Regions from separate parts of the Homo sapiens genome. Here region 2 is linked to region 1. Evidence: read pairs that join two places in POLR2A ChIA-PET (ENCODE). Cell type or tissue: endothelial cell of umbilical vein. All regions are shown on one strand. Each heading gives the region's core, and the rest is flanking DNA. Links, peaks and the distances in the headings are about the cores only. Region 1 overlaps MAEA (macrophage erythroblast attacher, E3 ubiquitin ligase). Region 2 overlaps LOC124900647 (nascent polypeptide-associated complex subunit alpha, muscle-specific form-like).

The links. Peaks named below come from ENCODE experiments on the same cell type or tissue, not always from the same donor. Only the 100,000 strongest peaks of a DNase experiment are listed, where the experiment ranks them.
Region 2: POLR2A ChIA-PET joins it to region 1 with 6 read pairs; 3 of 35 experiments call an interaction of 5 or more read pairs at or near these places.

Annotation. Positions count from the first base shown.
Region 1 is chr4:1,303,217-1,314,508 of GRCh38, reverse strand. MAEA (macrophage erythroblast attacher, E3 ubiquitin ligase) reads right to left here. Exons shown (of 9, transcript NM_001017405.3): 2 at 2,348-2,530. Among named protein-coding and RNA genes, the nearest start is that of MAEA, 19 kb to the right of the region's middle. RefSeq lists enhancers at 3,799-4,696, 5,594-6,491. In endothelial cell of umbilical vein, for the core only: no CTCF peak of the experiment used is centred there; a DNase peak (open chromatin) is centred at 4,998; H3K4me3 peaks cover 189 bases.
Region 2 is chr4:1,152,424-1,162,398 of GRCh38, reverse strand. The region is part of intron 1 of LOC124900647 (nascent polypeptide-associated complex subunit alpha, muscle-specific form-like); the gene reads right to left. LOC124900837 (hornerin-like) reads right to left here. Exons shown (of 2, transcript XM_047416541.1): 2 at 8,699-9,975. Among named protein-coding and RNA genes, the nearest start is that of SPON2, 15 kb to the left of the region's middle. In endothelial cell of umbilical vein, for the core only: no CTCF peak of the experiment used is centred there; no DNase peak of the experiment used is centred there; H3K27me3 peaks cover 239 bases.

The sequences.
Region 1 (11,292 bases), core at 1,496-9,495:
CCACTTTGATTTTTCAGTCTCTGTGCTCCATTCTCGATCACCCTCCAGTTCACTAATTCTGTCTTTAGCTTTGTCTGTTAACTGTTAAACTGTTATAGGCAAATGTTGAGTTTTTCATTTTTGGTTATTATATTTCCCATTTCTTGAAATTTTAGTCCCTTTTAAATTCTGAATTTTTTTTTTTTTTTGGAGACAGAGTCTCTGTGCAGGCTGAAGTGCAGTGGTGCGATCTCAGCTCACTGCAACCTCCAGCTCCTGGGTTCAAGTGATTCTCCTGCCTCAGCCTCCCGAGTAGCTGGGACCACAGGCGTACACCATGCCCGGCTAATTTTTTTGTATTTTTAATAGAGACGGGGTTTCGCCATGTTGGCCAGGCTGGTCTTGAATTCCTGACCTCAGGTGATCCGCCTGCCTTGGCCTCCCAAAGTGCTGGGATTGCAGGCGTGAGCCACTGTGCCTGCCCAATCACTTTTTTAAGACAGTGTCTCACTCTGTTGCCCAGTCTGGAGTACAGTGACACAATCTCTGCTCACTACAACCTCGACCTCCTGGGCTCAAGCGATTCTCCTGCCTCAGCCTCCCAATTAGCTGAGACTACAGGTGTGTGTCACCACGCCTGGCTATTTTTTGTAGAGATGGGGTTTTGCCATGTTGCCCAGGCTGATCTCAAACTCCTGGGCTCAAGCAATCTACCTGCCTCGCCCTTCCAAAGTGAGCCACAGTGTCCAGCCTTAAATCACTTTTTATACTGTCTGTTCCCTGCAGAGACTTTCAAACTTTTTTTTGAGATAGGGTCTCGCTGTCGCCCAGCTAGAGTGCAGTGGCATGATCGTGGCTCACTGCAGCCTTGACCTCCTGGGCTCAAGCAATCCTTCTGCCTCAGCCTCCTGAGTATCTGCTGGGGCTACAGGAGGGCACCAGTACGCTTGGCTATTTTTAATGTTTTGTGGAGATGGGGTCTCCCTGTGCTGCCCAGGCTGGTCTCAAACTCCTGCGCTCAAGTGATTCTGCTGCCTCAGCTTTCCACAGTGCTTTCCAGGTGTGAGCCACCGCGCCCAGCCTGCTTCTGTTCTTTAAGCACAGTAAGGTGTGGCACCTGGCAGCCCCTGCACCTGCAGTCCGTGCAGCCCTCTGTCTACTGCCTGCTGGGTCTCCAGTCCATCGTGGTGTCTTGAGACAGGGTCTCACTGTTGCCCAGGCTGTCTCTGTGCTGGACGTTGTACTTGAAAACTGAGAATCTAAGAATCATCTTATGCCCATATTGAAGGTATCCTCCCCAAGAAAGAATCTGAATTGACTCTGCCCGGAGCTGGAAGGCACCACCAGCCGGGACCACCTCACCGGAGTGAAGGCTGAGGGTCTCCAATCATCCCAGTCCTCTGAACGTAGGCTGCAATGCTGTGTCAACGCCAGTCCACTTCTGGTACACCCCACGCTGAGCTGTAGTACCGTGGGGTCCCACCTTCTCTCCACTGGGCCCCACTTTCCAAGGCTTGGGTCATCGGTCCTCACCTCCATCTGGCCTGGCCAACACTCCAGGGGACAACAGCAGTCTCTTGCTGCTCACCTCTGACCCCTGCCCTCCGGTTCTGGCCTGGCGATTCCTTTCGGTTTCATGGTTTATTGGGTATTTTCAGTGCGACGTTTCAAGATATCTCATCCCACTTTCTGGGTGTCTTCAGTGGGCCAGATTAGTCCCAAGGCCCCTGTCCACCAATCCCAGTGACAAGGAACTCCACATGCTCCTTGGAGGTGAAATTCCATCTAAAAATAATCGATCAGGCCGCGTGCAGTGGCTTACACCTGTAATTTCAGCTTTGGGAGGCCAAGGCAGGTGAATCACCTGAGGTCAGGAGTTCGAGACCAGCCTGGCTAACATGGTGAAACCCTGTCTCTACTAACAATACAAAAATTAGACGGGCGTGGTGGTGGGCGCCTGTAGTCCCAGCTACTCGTGAGGCTGAGGCAGGAGAATCGCCTGAACCCCGGAGGTGGAGGCTGCAGTGAGCTGAGATCGCACCACTGAACTCCAGCCTGAATGACACAGTGGGACTCTGTCTCAAAAAAAAAAAAAAAAAAAAAAAATCAATCAACCTGCTATACATCCTGGTCTCCCTGTGGCCTGGACTCTGGACACTCCTGGAGCAAGACAACACGGTCCCTACAGGAACAGGAAGCTGGCCTGCTCAGCCGACAGTGGCCCCAGAAGGCAGACAGCAGGGAAGGGGGCCCCCAACCGCACCTCCCGCGTTCCCATCATTGCAGCTTGCCTGTCTTAGGACTCATTTTCGAGACAAAAGGGGTGTCCATGCCCCAGACTGAAGAGGGACCGCCAGGCGGGACCAACCTTCCTCTTGAGGACGCTGAGCTTCTCCACCACGCCGTCCAGCAGGCTGACCACGGAGTCCACGGCGGGGCAGCCGCTCAACGTCTTCTCCAGCTCGGCCACCACCATGGTGACGTGGCTGGTCTCCCGGTCAATGTTCTTCTGAGCGGCGCGAAAGCGTTTGTTCAGCGTCTCGTAGGGCACCTGGAGAGGAAGGAGGATGGTGAGGGATCTGCTCCCCTGGTGTGAGCCCCACCAGCCCCACACCCAGGACACACCAGGTCTCCTCATGGCACTTGTAGAGGCAGAAGTCTCAGAAGGTTCATGGTCTCAAAAGTATCTACTCTAAACCTCAACCAAGACCCACAAAAGCCCTGCTGAACGGAGAGCCACTCCACATCCCTGGATGAGAAGCAACCCCAATTTTTGCCAAAAACATTGTACGTGTATGTTGACAAAATAATCCCAAAGTTCATCCAGAATAACGAACAGTTAAAGAAATTTCCAAACAGGAGAGGAGTGACCGGGGTGTGAGGCTATCAGACGGTAAAACACAGGCCTGGCCGGTGATCAGCCAGGCTGCTGCGGCTGCAGGCGCCACCACACGAGGCCAGGCCGGGCAGGGACAAGGGTGCATGGGGCGTGGGCTCCACACGGGCTGGGGTTGGGCACAGCAAGCCTCACACACGCACGGGAAGCCACAAGTGCACGACCCACACCTCTCCTGTGTGACAGCGTTTGCCTTCCCCAGTCGTAAGAACCATCCATTCCCTGTGGAAATAAGCCAATCAAGGAGAATCTTAAAGTCGTTGTTAGTTTTCTGTCCCTCTGAGAGAAGCGCTGCTGAGTTCTTCTCCGCCCGTTTCCTGTGCTCTACGGTTTGAAAGCGGCACGACAGAATCACGCCCCAGCGCTCCCCGGCCTCCGTGGCCGGGCTCCCGCAGGAAACACCACCTGCGGTCCTGGCTGCACTGGTGGCCGGCAGCTCACCACACAGCGCATCAGCAACACGGCCGTGCTGCCGCCCAAGAGCAGTGGGCCCAACTCTGCCGTCGCAGCTGTGCCAGAACAAGCGCTCCACCTCGCCTCCTCTCCAGCCGTGCCCAACCATGGGAGGACAGACTCTCGGGTACCGCCTGCTCCCCCGGCCCTGGGCACGCCTCGACCTCGTGTCAGCCACTGTGCTTAGCCGTGAGGCCACGTGAGGAAGGCAGGGCTGCAGTGAGGGAGACCTGGACGCAGCTCAGCGCTTGGGCTTCCCAGAAGTAGGGACAGCCAGGGCAACAGAGACAGGACTGGCCTCAGCCGAGGAAGGAGCCACACAGCAGGGCTCTTCCCTAGACTCACTTTCCCCCCGAAAGCAGGGGCAGGAGGCGGGTGGCAAGGCCGGCCCTGAGCCCGTTCCCCCGGCTGCCACTCCCCACTCGGCCTGGCCCCAGCTGCCCTCCACTCAGACATCCCCCAGCGCCGACGTGGACCCACCGCGGGTGACAGGGTGCACACGCTCTCGTCCACACCAGACAGCCACACAGGAGGCTTTGCAAATGGCAGCCAGCATCACCGTCTGCTACCGAGCAGGACTCACCCTTGCTGGTGAGCAAATGAGTCAGGATGTTGAGAAGGAGGGCAGGGAAGCTATCAAGACACAACACGCTTAACCAACTCACAAAGCAGTGACAACAGGAGACGGACTCGAAGCCAGGCACCGTGTGTGGCATCTGGAACCAAGCTTGCTGGTGCCACGCAGCCTGGGGTCCCATCATCCACACTGCCTGCCTTCAAGATTTCTCCCAAGGATTCGGCACTGCTTAGGAAAGACGGGAAAGATTCTTTTCGTCTGCTCTACATCTAGTGGATGGGAAGTCACAGCAGACAGCACTTCAGCTCTCCATAAATACCTGACCAGTGCAAGCGAGCTCAACGAGACCCACTGGGGAAGGCCCCCCCGAGGCCCTGACACCACAGCCCGACACCGGCCTGCAGGACTCTCCCACTGGAGACCCTATCTGAGTGTGTCCTGCCACGAGGTGGAATTTCTAAAGGACGCAAGGCATATACTCAGTCTTTGCTCTGCCTGTGCAGGCGCCTCACAAGAGCAGGACAGAAAGTCTTCGCCATTAGACCATTAGACAAAGCGGCACAACCACCCTCGCTCGCGCGGAGGAACCCACACAGCATCCGCACACCAGCACATTCCAGACCGCCACCAGAAAAGGAAAGGCCTCTCTGGACGTCCCTTAGCTGCATTCAAGTTCTACGCGGGAACGGGGCCTTTCTGGACTTTCCAACCCCTGCCGGGCCGTCCGCCTCACCGCGGTGCTGACGCTGCTCAGGCACAGGGCAGAGCTCCGGGCAGCTGGTGTGCTGCAGACAGGAACCCTTTGCTCCCAGTGCAAGGGAAAAGGCCCTGCCCAGAACGCGCCACGGTTACGCAGAACGCAGGCATGAAGGAGGCCGGGGAGGGGCTCACCGGGGCCACGGTGTCTTCACAACTGGAAGACCCCACCTCCCTGCCAGTGGCTCTCAGGGTCCACATCCAGCCGCTTACTCCTCAGGCCTCCCACGCCTCTGCGCACGCTCCTCCCACCTCCCTGCCTCTGCTCCTCCTCCAGCGCTGGCCCGGGGCTATCCAATCTGAGTTCAGGGGATGAGCGCAGCACCCCCTCTCCCTCCAGCAGGGCAGCTGCTGACCCAGACAGCAGCTCCTCCCCACATCCACGCCCCCCAGAGGAGCCAGGCCAGCCCCGGAAAGCACCGCCTCCTCTTCCGGGGGACTCAGCACGTGACTCCGGGCCCTAAAAGCTCCCCTCCACTGGCCTGGGCTGGCTGGTTAGCAAGAGCCCCTTCACAGGCTCCTTAAAGGGCATTTGGTGACCGAGTGAGTGGAATTTCAGAAATGCTAAAGACTCTAACTCGAGCCAAATTATCACTCAAGAATGAGGACAAACTGAAGTTACTTTCAGATACGCAAGGGCTGAAAGCTGAGCACACACAAACCTTCCTGGCAGAAAAACTACTCAGAAATATTGCTTAGTGATCAAACACAATAAATCCGTGGACAAAGACAATGTAAGACACAAGAAACAGCAATGCAGAGAGGGGCCAGCAGATTCTAAGACACAAGAAACAGCACTGCAGAGATGAGCCCGCAGAAGATACAGCTCGCCCAAATGAGGACAGGCAACCTCACAGACCGTATCATAGGAAGAACAGTGAAAAGGGGCAAAGCATTAAAAATAGATTCCTAATAGCACAGGCAACAGAAAGAGACAAATGGGACTACATCAAACTTAAAAACTGCAGAGCAGGAAAAACCAACAGAGTAAAAAATGGGAAAAAATAGCTGCAACCCAGGGATCTGCATATGGAGCTACTATCCAGAATGCACTTTTAAAAACGCCTACAACTCCACAACCAAAGGAAATATCCAATTTTAAAATGGGTGAAGGACTTAGACACTTGTACAGAGAAGATAAACCAATGGCCAAGCGGCACATGACAAGATGCTCCACACGACCAACCACTGCTCAGGAGACACAAGTGCAGACGTGAGGCATCACCTCGTGCCCGTTAGGACGGCGATCACTCAACACCGAAAGCTATGCCACGGCAGGAAGCGGAGCAGCGGGACACGCGTGCAGTGCCAGGGAACGTGCCCGGCGCAGCGTGTAGAGCAGCGAGGCAATTCCTCAGAACGTTAGGCACAAGGCTCCTGAGTCCCCAGTAGGCCACGAGAACTGAAGGCAGGGTCCCAGGAGGTATCTGCACACCTGTGTTCATGGCAGCCACGAGGCAGAAGCCACCCACATGTCCATCACCAGGGGAATGAAGAAAGAAAACGTGGCAGTCACACACCACATAACGACATTTTGGTCAACAACAGACCGTGCAGGTGATAGTGGTCCCATTAAGATTAGGATACTGCATTCTCACTGCACCTTTTCTATGTTTCGATGTGTTCCATGCAAAACACCACCGTGGAACAGCTGCCTGCAGTATTCAGTGCAGTGACATGCTGTACAGGTTTGCAGCCCAGGAGCCACAGGCTGTACCACGGTGCGGGCGTGCAGCAGCCACACCATCTGGCTCCTGTTAGTTCATTCCACGATGTTCACACCGCAAAGTCGCCTAACGATGCATTTCTGAGAGTTTTTCCATGTAAGTGACACATGACCGTATCTGCACAGGTAATGGTTCATTTCAGGCATCAACTTGATGGGATTTGGGATACCTAGAGAACCTGTGAAGCATTACTTCTGGGTGTGCCTGTGCGGGTGTTTCCAGAGGAGACTGGTGGGTGAGTGGGAAGATGTCCTCCAGGTAGGTGGTGCCATCCAGTCCGCTGGGGCCCAGACAGAACAAGAAAGTCAGAGGATAAGCAATTTCCTGTCCCTCCTGGAGCTGGGATCCTGCCCTTTGGCATCAGAACTCCAGGGTCTCTGGCCTTTGGATGTTGGGACTTACACCAGCATCCCCCCAGGGTTCTCAGGCCTTTGGCTTTGGACTGAGCCACGCACCAGCTTCCCAGGGTCTCTGGGGTGCAGGTCTGCTGCGGGACTCAGCCTCTGTAATCACACAAGCCAGTTCCCCAATAAATCCCCTCATCTACCTCTATATATTATGAGTTCCGTCCCCCTGGGGACAAGTAACACAATACACAGTGGAACAGTATTCAGCCTTTTAAAAGAAGGCAATCCTCTCACTCACTGTAACATGGGTGAACCTTGAAGACATTATGCTAAGTGAAATAAGTCAACCATGAAAAGACAAATCTGCTAACTCTGCTTGTATGAGGTATCTCACACAGTCCAACTCTTAGACACATAAAGCAGAATGGTGGATCCCAGGGGCTGGGGTGGGGAGGAGGCAGTTTTGTTCAATGGCTATGGAGTTTCCGGTTTGCAAGATGAGAGGGTCATGGTGATATAGATGGTATGACTGTACTGTGTGCTTACGGAACGGTGTCTACGCTATAAATGGATAAAGTGGTTGCTGTATAAAATGGTTGATGGCAAATTGTATACATATATAACAGTATCTTTTTAAATTAAAAAATGTTAACAAAAATTCTAATGAATTTTGATAAATGGCACCTGACTGCCAGACTTCTCATAAAGCTAGAGTGCTGAAGCCAGTACAGCACTGGTCTAGGAATGGATGCAGGGGTCAATACAGGGTGGGGAACCCAGAAAAAGACCCACAGGCAGGGTCCATTTACATACAGCCAAGGGGCCAAGGCAACTGAGGCGAAGGACAGTCTCTGCAACAGCCAGGACAGGGAAGGGATGGCCCTCAACCCAAACCTCACATCCCATGAAAAGTGCCTCCGAATGGATCACGGACCTAAACACAAAAGCTCAAACTGTGAAACTCCTTAGAAGGAAACAAGGGAGAAAATCTTTGCATCCTTGAGACAGGCAACAATTTCTTAGAAGGATACAAAATGTACCAACTGTAAAAGAAAAATCCATCCTCTGAACCTTATCAAAATTAAAACTTCTGCTCTTCAGAAAACAATGTAAGAAAGTTAAGAACACGAGCCATGGACTGGGAGAAGGCCTTCACAGCACAGCTGACAAAGGGCTTCCATCTGGAATACAGCCAACTCCTGCAGCCTCAGTATTACGACAAGCAAGCCCCCCAACCCACTTTTCTTTTCTTTTTTCTTGAGACACAGTCTCACTCCATCACCCAGGCTGGAGTGCAATAGCGTGATCTCGGCTCACTGCAACCTCCGCCTCCCGGGATCAAGTGATTGTCCTGCCTCAGCCTCCTGAGTAGCTAGGACTACAGGTGCCTGCCACCTCGCCCGGTTAGCAATCCCATTTTTTTAATGGGGAAAAGGTTTGAACAGGAACATCACAGAGAAGTTCTATGAAGGGCAGGTAATCTCCAGGAAGACGTGCAACATCATGAGTCATCAGGGAAATGCAAATTAGACCACAGCGGAAAGCGCGATGGTGAATTTTATGGGTCCATTTGACGCTGCCAGGTTCCCCAACAAACATTTGGCCAAGTATTATTCTGGGTGTGACTGTGAGAGCATTCTGGGATGGGATTAATATCTGAATGGGTAAACTGAGGAAAGCCCACAGCCTTCCCCGTTGGGGAGGGGCCCTGCCCAATCTGCTGAGGACCTGAAGGGAAAGGCAAGGCTGGGTAAGAAGGAATTCCTCCTGTGGGCGGGGCATGGTCTTTTCTGGCCTTTGCACTTGGACTAAAACCCTGGCTCTTCTTGGATCTCCCGCCCGCCCGACAGCTTCCGGGTTAAAACTGCTACTGTCAGCCCTCTTGGTTCTCAGGCCTTGAGACTGAGACTGGAACTACATTTCAGCTCTCCTGGGTCTCCGGCTCGGGACTTAGCTTTGATAACTGCACCAGCCAATTCTTTGTGACACAGCTCCTTACACGCACGCGTGCGCACGTGCACGCACGCACACTCCCACACACGCGTGCGCACACACACATGTGGGTGCCACTGGCTCTGTTTCTCTGGAGAACCCCGGCACCCAGAAGAACAGTTCCAAGTCAAGAGGCCGCCACCACATGCTGGTGGAGCCGGGATACCTGGACTCTTGCTGGCAGCAGTTCTGATGATCCTTCTGGAAAAAGCGCTTAGTTCTTTAAAAGGTAAAGACACCTACCAGATGACTCAGCCATTCCACTCCCAAGAAAAATGGACATACAATATCCACATACAGGTGCAGGAATGCTTGTTCACCACAGTTCCAATTGTCCATTGACCAGGATGGGTAAACAAACCACGGTGTGTCCACACCGAAGAGTCCTCCAGCAATCAGACGGAGGGCCGCGCCGCCTGGAAGCAGCGGGGCACAGCAGCACAAGCAGGCTCCACTCACAAGGCACCCTCACCAGGGCCGGGCTCACCTAGTGCAGCGGCTTTCCACAGGGACCACTTGCTCCCCAGGGGACACCTGGCAATGTGTGGAGACCTTTTTGATTTGCCACAAGTGGAGCATGGCTGTGAACTGGGCAAACCGCAAGAGGAAATTAACTGGAACAAAGAAAACCTTAACGATCCACCAAAAAAAAAATGAAAAAATGAAGACAAAAGCATGGGAAATAGAAAGCAAAATAAGATGGTGAAGAGAAGTCCACGGTATTAATAATCATCATAAATCTGGATGGCTATGGAAAGACAGAAACATCAGTACAACTTTTTTGTTTTTAAAACATCTCTGAGAAACCGAAGCAGATAAAAAAAGGATAAAGCCACAAAGCAGTACCATTCAGTAGAGTATAGCGTGAGACACATTTGTATAGTTTCAAATTCAATAGAGTATAGCGTGAGACACATTTGTAGAGTTTCAAATTTTCTAGTAGCCATAGTACAAAGAAACACATGAAATGTGTTTTAATATATTTTATTTAACCCAATTTATCCCGAATATGTTCATTTAAACACTTAACATAAATTACCAGGGGCCGGGCGTGGTGGTTCATGCCTGTAATCCCAGCACTTTGGGAGGCCGAGGTGGGTGGATCATGAGGTCAGGAGATGGAGACCATCCTGGCCAACACGATGCCCCCGTCTGTACTAAAAATACAAAAAAATTAGCCAGGCGTGGTGGCGGGTGCCTGTAGTCCCAACTACTCGGGAGGCTGAGGCAGGAGAATGGTGTAAACCCAAGAGGCGGAGCTTGCAGTGAGCAGAGACCACGCCACTGCACTCCAGCCTGGGCGACAGTGCGAGACTCCGTCTCAAATAAATAAATAAGTAATTTTCAGGGCCAAGCATGGTGACTCCTATCTGGAATCCCCGTGCTTTGGGAGGCTAAGGTGGGAGGACTGCTTGAGGCCAGGAGTTGGAGACCAGCCTGGGCAACATAGAGACACCCCCGTCTCTACAAAAAAAAATACAAAATAAACAAACAATAAATAATCATTAGATATTTTACATTCTTTACCCTCTTTGTACTAAACCTTTGAAAGCTAGGGCATACTTTACATTGACAGCACACGACGATTTGGACCAGCAACATCTCAAGTGCTCAACAGCCACATGCGGCTCACAGAAAACACACTGGTGAGGTGAAGGAAACTGGAGCCACACGACTGACAGGGGGAGGAGGGTGCGTGGGGTTTGACGGGAGCTACAGAACCTGGGCCTCACCCTTCAACCCAGGTATTCTACTTCTATGGACCTGGACTAAAAACTCCCGACTCCTGTGTGCAGAGCTACACACCACGGACGCCCCCTGCCCTGCCCGACCCCCACCCTGCCCTGCCGGACCCCCCTGCCCTGCCCGACCCCCACCCTGCCCTGCCGGACCCCCCTGCCCTGCCGGCACTGTGCAAGCATGCTCTTCAGTTGTCTATTAAGCTGAATCATACAAAAAATCCCAATGTCATTTTTAATTTTACCAATTTTTACTGATACAATTCACAGGCCGTAAAATTCACCCCTTTAATATGTACAATTTAGTAGTTTTTAGAATAAGCACAAGGTTGTACAAACCACTCTACTTCTAGATTTTCATCACTCCAAAAAAGGAACCCGCTGTAGTCCCCTCAGACCCAGGCAATCAACCACCAACCAATTCCATATAAATGGAATCACACGTGATGTGGACTTTTGTATCTGGCTTTTCTCACTTAGCATGTTTACCAGGTTCACCTGTGATGTGGCATACAGCGACGCTCCACTCCTCTTCATGGCTGAATGGTCTTCCGTGGTATTCGTATACCTATTTGTTTAGGAATTCACAACTGATGGACCTTTGGCTGCTATCGAGAAGGACATGACATTCTTTTTTTTTTTTGAGACAGAGTCTCACTGTCGCCCAGGCTGGAGTGCAGTAGTGCGATCTCAGCTCACTGTAACCTCTGCCTCCCCGGTTTAAGTGATCCTCCTGCCTCAGCCTCCCAAGTAGCTGGGACTACAGGTGCACGCCACCATGACCGGCTTTTTTTTTTTTTTTTTTTTTTTGTATTTTTAGTAGAGA
Region 2 (9,975 bases), core at 310-8,309, 150 kb after region 1:
CCAGCCTGGCCAACATGGTGAAACCCCATCTGTACTAAAAATACAAAATTAGCCGGGAGTGGTGGCAGATGCCTGTAATCCCAGCTACTCAGGAGGCTGAGGCAGGAGAATTGCTTGAACCCAGGAAGCAGAGGTTGCAGTGAGCCGAGATTGCACCATTGCACTCCACCCTGGGCGATACAGACTCCTTCTCAAAAAAACAAAAACCCCCAAAAAACAAACACCCAAATTCAAATAACTGGGCAAATTTTTAACCACAGAATGTTTAAAAGCACAGGGAATTGTCAGTTCCAAATACATTTATTACTAGATTCTATAATGTCATAGTATAATTTTGGTATAGGATAATGCTGACCTCATAAAATGAATCCAAGTGCTCTCTTCTCTGACTTTGTGAAAAATGGATATTAACTTTTTCATAAACGTTTTATAGAATATTTCACAGAATTCACCAGTGAGGCCATTGGGCCTAGAATTTTCTTTGTGGGAGGAGTTTTTAATTACAAATAAAATTTATTTATTCGATTCTTTATTAGATTGATTAGGCTATTAAAAATATTTTTTCTTGTGAAAGTTTTTGTAATTTGTGCTTTTGAAGAATTTGTCAATTTCATCTAAATTGTCAAATGTATTGGCACAACTCATTCACAAAATTCTTTTAGACAGGGTATCCCTCTGTCGTCAGGCTGGAGTGCAGTGACACAGTCACTGCTTACTGCAGTCTCAGCCTTCTAGGTTCAAGCCATCCTCCCACCTTAGCCTCCTGAGTAGCTGGGACTACAGGTACCCCCCCACCACACCCAGCTGATTTTTATTGTTTTGTAGCAACAAGGTCTCACTATGATGTCCAGGCTGGTCTTAAACTCCTCAAGTCATATCCATCTTCCTTAGTCTCCCGAAATGCTGGGATTACAGACATGAGCTACCACACTGGCCCATAAAATTTCTTTATTACCCTCTTATTATCTGTAGAATTTATAACGATATCCCCTTTCATTCTGATATTGGTAACTTGTGGTTTTTCTCCTTCTCCCCTGATCAGACTTACCAATTTTATTGATCTTTCAAAGAACGAGTTTTAGTTTCATTAGCTTTCTCTAGTGTTTGTTCATTTTGTTTCAATGATTTCCACACTTTACTTTTACTTTTTCTTCCATCAATCTTTAATGTTTCCTTCCTTCTTACTTTAGGTTTAATTTGCTTTTCTTTTTGTAGTTTATTAAGGTAGAAGTTTAGGTCATGGATTTTAAACTTTTCTTCTTTTCTAATACAAGCATTTTTTTTTTTTTTTTTTGAGACAGAGTCTCACTCTGTCACCCAGGTTGGAGTGCGGTGGCGTGATCTCAGCTCACTGCAACCTCCGCCTCCTGGGTTCAAGCAATTCTCCTATCTCAGCCTCCCAAGTAACTGGGACTACAGGCACATGTCATCATGCCTGGCTAATTTTTAAATTTTTAAAATAGAGATATGATCTTACTATGTTGCCCAGGCTGGTCTCAAACTCAATACAGGTATTTAAAGGCATAAATTTCCCTTTATAAATTGCTTTAGCCGCATACCACAAAAGAAATATATTTTCATTGCAATTCAATTAAAATACTTCCTATCTTCCCTGTGACATCTTCTCTGATACATGGTTTATTTAAAACTGTGTTTAATATCTAAATATTTGCAGTTTCTCATATAAGTTTTATTACTGATTTCTAATTCAATTAAGTTATGGTCAGGAACATATTGTATGATTTCAATCCTTGTAAATTTATTGATACTATTTTATAGCCCCAAGTAAGACCTATCTTGGCAAATATTCCCTGTGCATCCTGTCATGCCTGAGTGTGGTGTTTCACTAATGTTAGTTTGCTCAAGTTGGGTCACATTGGTTGATGGCATCGTTCAGGTCTTCACTAATCCTACTGACTTCCCTTTATTTGTTATATTACTAATAGAGGATTGTTGACATCTCCAACTATAATTATAGATGTATCTCTTTCTCCTTCAATTCTGGCAATTTTTGTTTCATAAAATTTGGAAGCTTTATTATTAGGTACATATATATTTAAGATAGTTCCCATTTATCATTATGAAATGCTCCTTTATCTCCAGTAATCTCCTTTTATTTAAAAATCTATCTTGCCTGATATTAATATTGGCACTCCTACTTCTTGGATTAGAGTTTGCATGGAATATCTTTTTAAAAGCCAGTTTCTTGTAGACATTACTTATTTGAGTCTTGCTTCTTTACTGGTCTGATAATCTCTGCCTTTATGTCATTTACATCGAATGGACTTAATTGATATCATCAGATTTAAATCTACCAATTTCATTTTTATTTTGTCTCATCTGTTCTTTCTTTTCTTGCATATAATTTTATTTTTGAGCCATGTAAATATTTTACATAATCAAAAATAAAAATAGTGAACTTTAAAGAGGCAAAATGACTAAACTGCAAATATTGAAAACAAACTGACACAAATGAAATATACTTTATATGAAAATAATTACTTCAATAACTTTAAATGGTGTTTTTGTGCGTATGTCCCCGGGAAAAGACGAAAGAGAATGGCAAAGAAATCTTAGATGGCATTTCGTAGTCTTTTTGATAGCAGCAAATGTTGGTGTGGCTCTTTGGAAATTCTTGTGGACACCCCCACTTTACTGCACTTTGCTTCACTGTGCTTTGCAGATACTGTGCTTTTTACAAATGGAAGGTTTGAGGCAACCTTGAATTGAGCAAGTCTGTCAGCGCCATTTTCCAACAGCATGTGCTCACTTCATGTCTCTGTGTCACTTTTTGGTAACTGCCACAATATTTCAGTGTATTTTATCATTATTATATCTGTTATAACGATCTGTGTTCAGTGATCTTTGTTGTTACTGCTGAAATTGTTTTAGGACGTCACCAACTATACCCACGTAAGATGGCAAATGTAGTAGATAAATGTTGTGTGTGGTCTGACTGCTCCAATGACTGTCCATTGCCTCATTTCTCTCTCTCTCCTCAAGTCTCCCTATTTCCTGAGATATACTAATATGAAATTAGGCCAACAAGTAACCCTGCAGTGGCCTCTAAGTGTTCAAGTGAAAGGAGGAGCCATCATCTCTCTCTTGCAATCAAAGGCTAGAAATGATTAACATAAAGCTGAGATAGGCTGAAAGCTAGGCCTCTTGTGCCAAACAGTCAGCCAAGTTGTGAATACAAAGAAAAAAGTATTGTTATTTTTTGAGACAGGGTTTTGCTCTGTCACCTAGGCTGGAGTGCAGTGGCATGATCATAGCTCGCTGTAACCTTGAACTCTTGGGCTCAAGGGATCCTCCTGCCTTAGCCTCCAAACTAGCTAGGACTACAGGCATGTGCCCAGCTAATTTTTTTTTTATGTATTTTTTTGTCGAGACAAGGTTTTGCTATGTTGCTCAGGCTGGTCTCAAACTCCTGGCCTCAAGCAATCCTCCTGCCTCAGTCTCAAAGTGTTGGGATTATAGACATGAGCCACTGTGCCCAGCCAAGAAAAGTTCTTGAAGGAAATTAAGAGTGCCACTCCAGTAAACACACAAATGATAAAGTGAAACAGCCTTATTGCTGATATGGAGAAAGTTTGAGTGGTCTAGATAGAAGATCAAACCGGACACAACCTTCCCTTAAGCTAAAGCCTAATCCAGAGCAAGGCTTTCTCTTCAGTTCTATGAAGGCTAAGAGAGGTAAGGGAGCTGCAGAAGAAAAGTTTGAAACTAGCAGAGGTTGGTTCATGAGGTTTAAGGGAAAAAAAAAACAGAACAAGGTGAAGCAGCAAGTGCTGATGTAGAAGCTGCAGCAAGTCACCCAGAAGATGTAGCTGAGATCATTGATGAAGACGGCTACACTAAACAGTGGATTTCAAATGTAGACAAAACAGTCTTCTATTGGAAGAAGATGCCATCTAGAACTTTCATAGCTAGAGAGAAGCCAGTGTCTGGCTTCAAAGCTTCAAACGACAAGCTAACTCTCTCATTAGGGGTAATGCAGCTGGTGACTTAAAGTTGACTCCAATCCTCATTGACCATTCTGAAAATCTTAGGGCCCTTAATAATTATGCTAAACCTCCTCCACTTATGCTCTATACATGGAACAACATGGCCTGGATGACAGCCATCTGTTTACAGCATGGCTAACTGAATATTTTAAGCCTACTTTTGAGACCTACTGCTCAGAAAAAAAAAAAAGATTATTTCAAAGTATTACTATGCATTGACAATATTGACAATGCAGCTGGTCACCCAAGAGCTCTGATGAAAATGTATAAGGAGATTACTGTTGTTTTCATGCCTGCTAACACAACATCCATTCTGCAGCCCATGGATCAAGGAGAAATTTCAATTATCAAGTCTTACTATTTGAGAAATACATCTTGTAAAGCTATAGCTGCCACAGATAGGGATTCCTCTCATGAATCTGGACGAGTAAATTGAAAACCTTCTGGAAAGGATTCACTATTCCAGATGCCATTCAAAACACTGATGATTCATGGGAGGACATACAAATATCAACATGAACAGGAGTTTGGGAGAAGCTGATCTTAACCCTCAAGGATGACTTTGAGGAGTTGAAGACTTCAGTGCAGGAAGTCTCTACAGATGTGGTGGAAACAGCAAGAGAAATAGAATTAGAAGTGGAGCCTGCAGATGGGACCAAATTATTGCAATCTCAGGCTGAAACCTGAACTGATGAGGAGTGCTTCTTATGGATGAGCAAAGAAAGTAGTTTACTGAGATGGAATCTAGTCCTGGTGAAGATTCTATGAACACTGAAATGAAACCAAGGGTTTAGAATATTCCATAAACTTAGTTGATAAAGCAGCAGCAGAATTGGAGAGGACTGGCTCCAATTTTGAAAGACTTTCTACTGTGGGTAAAATGCTATCAAAGTGTCACATGCTACAGAGGAATCTTTTGTGAAAGCATCAATTGATATGACAAACTTCACTGATGTCTAATTTTAAGACATTGCCACAGCCACCACAACCTTCAGCAGCCACCACCCTGATCAGTTAGCAGCCGTCTACATCAAGGCAAGACCCTCCACCAGCAAAAAGGTTACCACTCCATGAAGGCTCAGATAATCATTAGCATTTTTTAGCAATAAAGTATGTTAATTAAGGTACATGCATCTTTTTTGTAGACACAGTGCTTATTACACACTTAATAGACTACAATATAGTGTCAATATAACTTTTATATGCACTGGGAAACAAAAACATTTCTGTGACTTGGTTTACTGCAATGTTTGCTTTATTGGTGGTCTGGATCTGAACCTGCAGTGTCTCCAAGGTATGGCCTGTATAGCTATGTTGAAGGATAAAGCAAATATATTGTATTAATGCCAGTAAGTAGATTTTTGGCATAAAAGAGATACAAGTATATATTCAATGAAATGAAGTAAAACTCTTTAGTCTTACACTTCGATTGGACATGAGAATATGAGCTCCTTTTTTAATTTAAAAATAAGCCCACAGTAAAACCTTTCCTAGCTCTGTCCCCTGAGAAAGCTCAGGGCAATGACGATCTGCAGAAGCAAATGCCCCTCACGTGAATGCCTTTTATATTATATTAAAGAGTGAATGTTATTCTGTCTAAAGGACACAGGAGTGAAACTGAAGGGTCACCATTGGCCAAAGGTTGGGCAATTTAAGTATTAAGAATAATGACTCCAATATATCAGAAAAGCATTAAATACCCAGCCACTCATGAATTCATAATGATACTTTAAAGAATCCCCATTGGTTACATGGCGGCTGTTAGGGAACAAACATACTCCTTTGAAAACTGCTAATTCTAGGGAAAGAACCAAGCCCATGGCCGGCCTTTCCTGTACAAACTGCTTCAGGGCAAGCAGCTAGTTGGTGAGAAGTTCTCCTGTAGCAACCACTGAGGAAAGAGGAATCGAGAGAGAGTGGATGTCAAAACTGCCAGGCAGAGGCTGAGGGAACCTGACAAGGGGCAAGCGGGGACAGCACTGAGCCCCTGATGGGCTGTGGTCACTCAAGGCAGGACACCTGGACATCATGGCCTCCACTGTGAGGCACCAGGAGGCACTCAGCAGCAACTCTAGCTTAAAGTCTGAGCCCGAGTCTCATCAACTCTAACTGCACACGCCAGTACCTGGGAAGCTGGAGGAAGAGCCAGCCAACCCCTCGCCACTCCCAGCACAGTCTCTGGAGCATCAGTGTCAGTGCCCAGGCCCCGTCCTCACCTCCAGATCAGGGCGTGAGCTCAAAAAGAACCCCCAGAGATTTGCAGTCACAGCGAAGGTGTGCTGAGTCCAACGGCACCTGAGGACACTTTCACCACATCTGGGATGCCGGCCGCCAAGAGCAAGGGCCCCAGGGCCTCCAACAAATTAGTGGGTTAAGAAAGAGACTTGTGTGGGGAAGGCAGACCCTATAAATAAAAGAGTTTTAACAGACATAGCAACCAAGTGTCATGTGTGGATTCTGTTTAGATACTGATCAAAATAAATCAACTGTGAAAAAGACCTTTTAAGTCAATCAGGGAAATGTGACTGTGAACTGCGTGTCGGAGGACAGGAAGGGATTCTTATTAACCTTGCTGTGATGGCATGGTTGGTGACTGTTTCATTTAATAAGGTCCTCACTAGTTAGTGACGCATACTGAAGTGCCGATAGGTGAAAACGGCCTCTGACCTGACATACTTTAAAAGTGTGTGTGTGGTGTGTGTGTGTTGGTTAAGTAAAACTAGTTTGGGGTTCATCACACAATTCTCTAGTTTCATGTGCTTAAACTGTTCTAGAATAGACGGTTTTGTTTTTTTTAGCTGTGTGAGGAAGTAGAGAAGTGGAGCTAGCCTATCTGGCAACCCCTCAAGATGTCAGGCTATGAAATAACACTGGCAAACACTTACACAGAGTGTACTGTGTGCCAGGGACTGTTCTTAGCACTTTACACAGAGAGTATCATTTGGTCTTTACAGCCACCGTATAAAGTGGGCTCTTTATTCTCTCAGATGAGGAAACTGAGGCAGAGAACAACTAAGGAACTTGCCTAGGATCGCACAGGAGGTAAGGGGCAGAGGAGGGACACCCAGACAGTGTGGCCCCAGAGTCTAGGCTTGTCAACATTGTGCTTCAGAACATCTCTAAAGGAAAACATTGGCTGTTTGGGAGACTGAGGCAGAGGGAACAGACCAGTGGGAAGGGAGAGAGGTCTCTGAGGAGGAAGGAAAAGGTGGGCTCTGAAACTGGAGCTGGGTTTAGGTAGGAGGAAGGGCAGGTCGTGGATGAAGACAGCTGCAGGTGCGTGCCTGGTCACCCTTGCCACACGCTTGGAATCCAGCCAGAGCTCCACCTGGCACCAGAAAAGCAACAGCTACACCCTTCACCAAATGCCCACTATGCACCAGACCAGGGCTGAGAAGCCCACACCGCCTGTGTCATCTAATCCCTGCGACAATGCACTGCCCCTGCCTTATGGGTGACGGCCCGGAGGTCCGTCGATCTGTCCACACTCACGTCACTGAGAAGCAGTGTAGTCAGACAGCCCAGGCCCTCGGCTGCCAGCACTTGCTCCAAACCACACGATGCATTCTTTCCATCTTCCCACTTCTTTCCAGAGTGCTCAAAAGGGCTCGCTGAAGCATTCTCATGATGGTGCACTCACATACAAAAAACAAGCGTGTGCAAAAATGTGAGCACGTGAGCTTTGCAGCCGAGCTAGCTGTTCTCTGCCACTGTCAAATGCCCGGTCCCCGTGATGCAGTCCTGCAGTGATTAGTCACATAAGACGTTGCACTGGGGGCGTTGACGAATGGGTCACAGGACCTCTGCACTATTTTTGTAACTTTTTGTTAGTCTACAGACATTTTTAAATAAAAGGTTTAAAGAGAAAACACCGGATGTCGCAGCTGAAAAGACCTAATGGATCACTAAGTGATTTTCACTCCTTTTTTAAATGAGGAAACAGACTTAGTCTCTTCAGGGCACGCGCTCTTCCTAGTCCAGGTGGTTCCACTTTAGCCAGGTTCCCTTCCTCCCACCCACAGGTCCACACCCACCTCCCCCGCACCCAGACTCCTCCCAACCCAGCCTTCCCCCGGCACCCGGCCTCCCCCAACACACCCAAACTCCCTCCCACACACCCAGCTCTCCCCCACCCACCCAGACTCCCTTCACACACCCAGACTCCTCTCACACACCCAGCCTCCCCCAACATACCCAGACTCCCCCCAGACACCCAAACTCACCCCTTACACCCAGCCACACCCCCCCACACCTAGCCTCCCCACCGCACCCAGCCTCCCCTCGACATGCCTAGCCTCACCCCCACACCCAGCCTCCCTCCCCTCCTGCCTACACCTGCCTCCCCATCTCTCATTTCTCATACTCCATGACACCATCTTCATTAGAAGCTTCTTCACTCCATCAGAATGCTTCAACATCTTTTCAGTGGCGGATCAGAAAGAACTCTGCATCATCAGCTTGGAAAGGCCCCAAATTCTTACGCCTTTTTATCTTGTTCGTCGGATTTGCTGCAAGTATCTGCCCAGTGTCAGCGCCACGTGTCACTTCTCACAAAAATCAATTTTACAAAATTAGCCAGTGAAATACAAACACCCACTAACCAGTGGCACTTGCAACGGATCCATTTCAAAGAAAGTATTATCAGAAGTGGCTCAAGCAACAGAAATGCAAATGTTAACATTTCTTTTATGTTTTGGTTTTCCATTTTCAACTGCCTTTTATTTCCACGCAGGGGAACGTGAGGAGAAATGCCTAATAGAAGACATTCCAAGCGACACACTGGTAACAGGTAAGTAAAATGTGCTCGGTTAAATGTTGAACTCCAGAAGTGGTTTTACAGAATTCTGCCATCCTCTACGTCCATATTACTTGGCAGTGAACATAATGCTGCATGGTTTTCTCTTGATCATTTATCAAGTTATTCAAACCTAACAGCCTTAAGAGTGAATGGTAAAATTCATAAAACAGGAAATCTGGACAGTGTTCCCTGGAATCCAAGCTTGATTTGTTTTCCAGTTGTCAATGTTCCTCAGTAAAAGCATCTTGGATGCCATTTCTCACTCTAATAGTGGTTGAACATTCAAAACGTACGTGAGGTCTTTAGACTGTGCAGCAAGACAGGAGCACAAGTCGCACGTCCTCTGTGCCCTGACCTCCTGGTGTCCACAGAGCCATGGGGAGAAGGCATCGTGGTGGGTGTGCAAGTGCAGATCGGAGACTGTTTTCCAAGCAAACGGCTAGTAAAAGCTGCTAACACCATGGTGAGTTCCACACGTTTCCCACACTGCCACCAAGCACAGCCCCACACAGCTGAGCTTCACCTGCCTTCTGAGAAAGAAACAAGTACCTGTGGTGTCAGAACGGTGTAGAAAATCCAGAATATGCTTAACATTTAGGCCACAATCAACATCAAATTCCCGGGTTTTAATGCAAAAAAAAAAAAAAAAAAAAAAGGAGGGGGAGTAGGAAGAAGAGAATCTAGTGATATTCCTCACAAGTGCTGATTACGTATTTTATATCCCATTCAATCTTACAATGAATACTGTTGAATCCTCTTTTCAATTTATCTTGGTCATTACCTTTGAGTGTGCTATTGCAAAAAGTAATGACCCATCCTGCGAAAGATTAAGTAAATGCATCAAGCATGGAGGCAGAGAAAGAAACAGAGCAATGTGAGATCAAGTTTTGGGATGAGTAGCATGGAAAAAATAGCCAGGAAGAGAGCTGGGTGGTCTTAGAGCCCTCGCTGCTGCTCCGACACTGTGGATGAAGCCATATTTGGGACTCTGGAGTCTGTACAAGCCTGCCTGGATCCAAATCCCAGTCTGTCACCTGAGAGCTGTGTGCCACTGGGCAAGTGACTTACCCTCTGTTTAATTTGTGAAATGCAATGATGATTAAAAAAACAAACATCTATTTCTGTTGGTTGTGCTGATGATTAGGTTACTCTTTGTAAGGCTTTTACAAC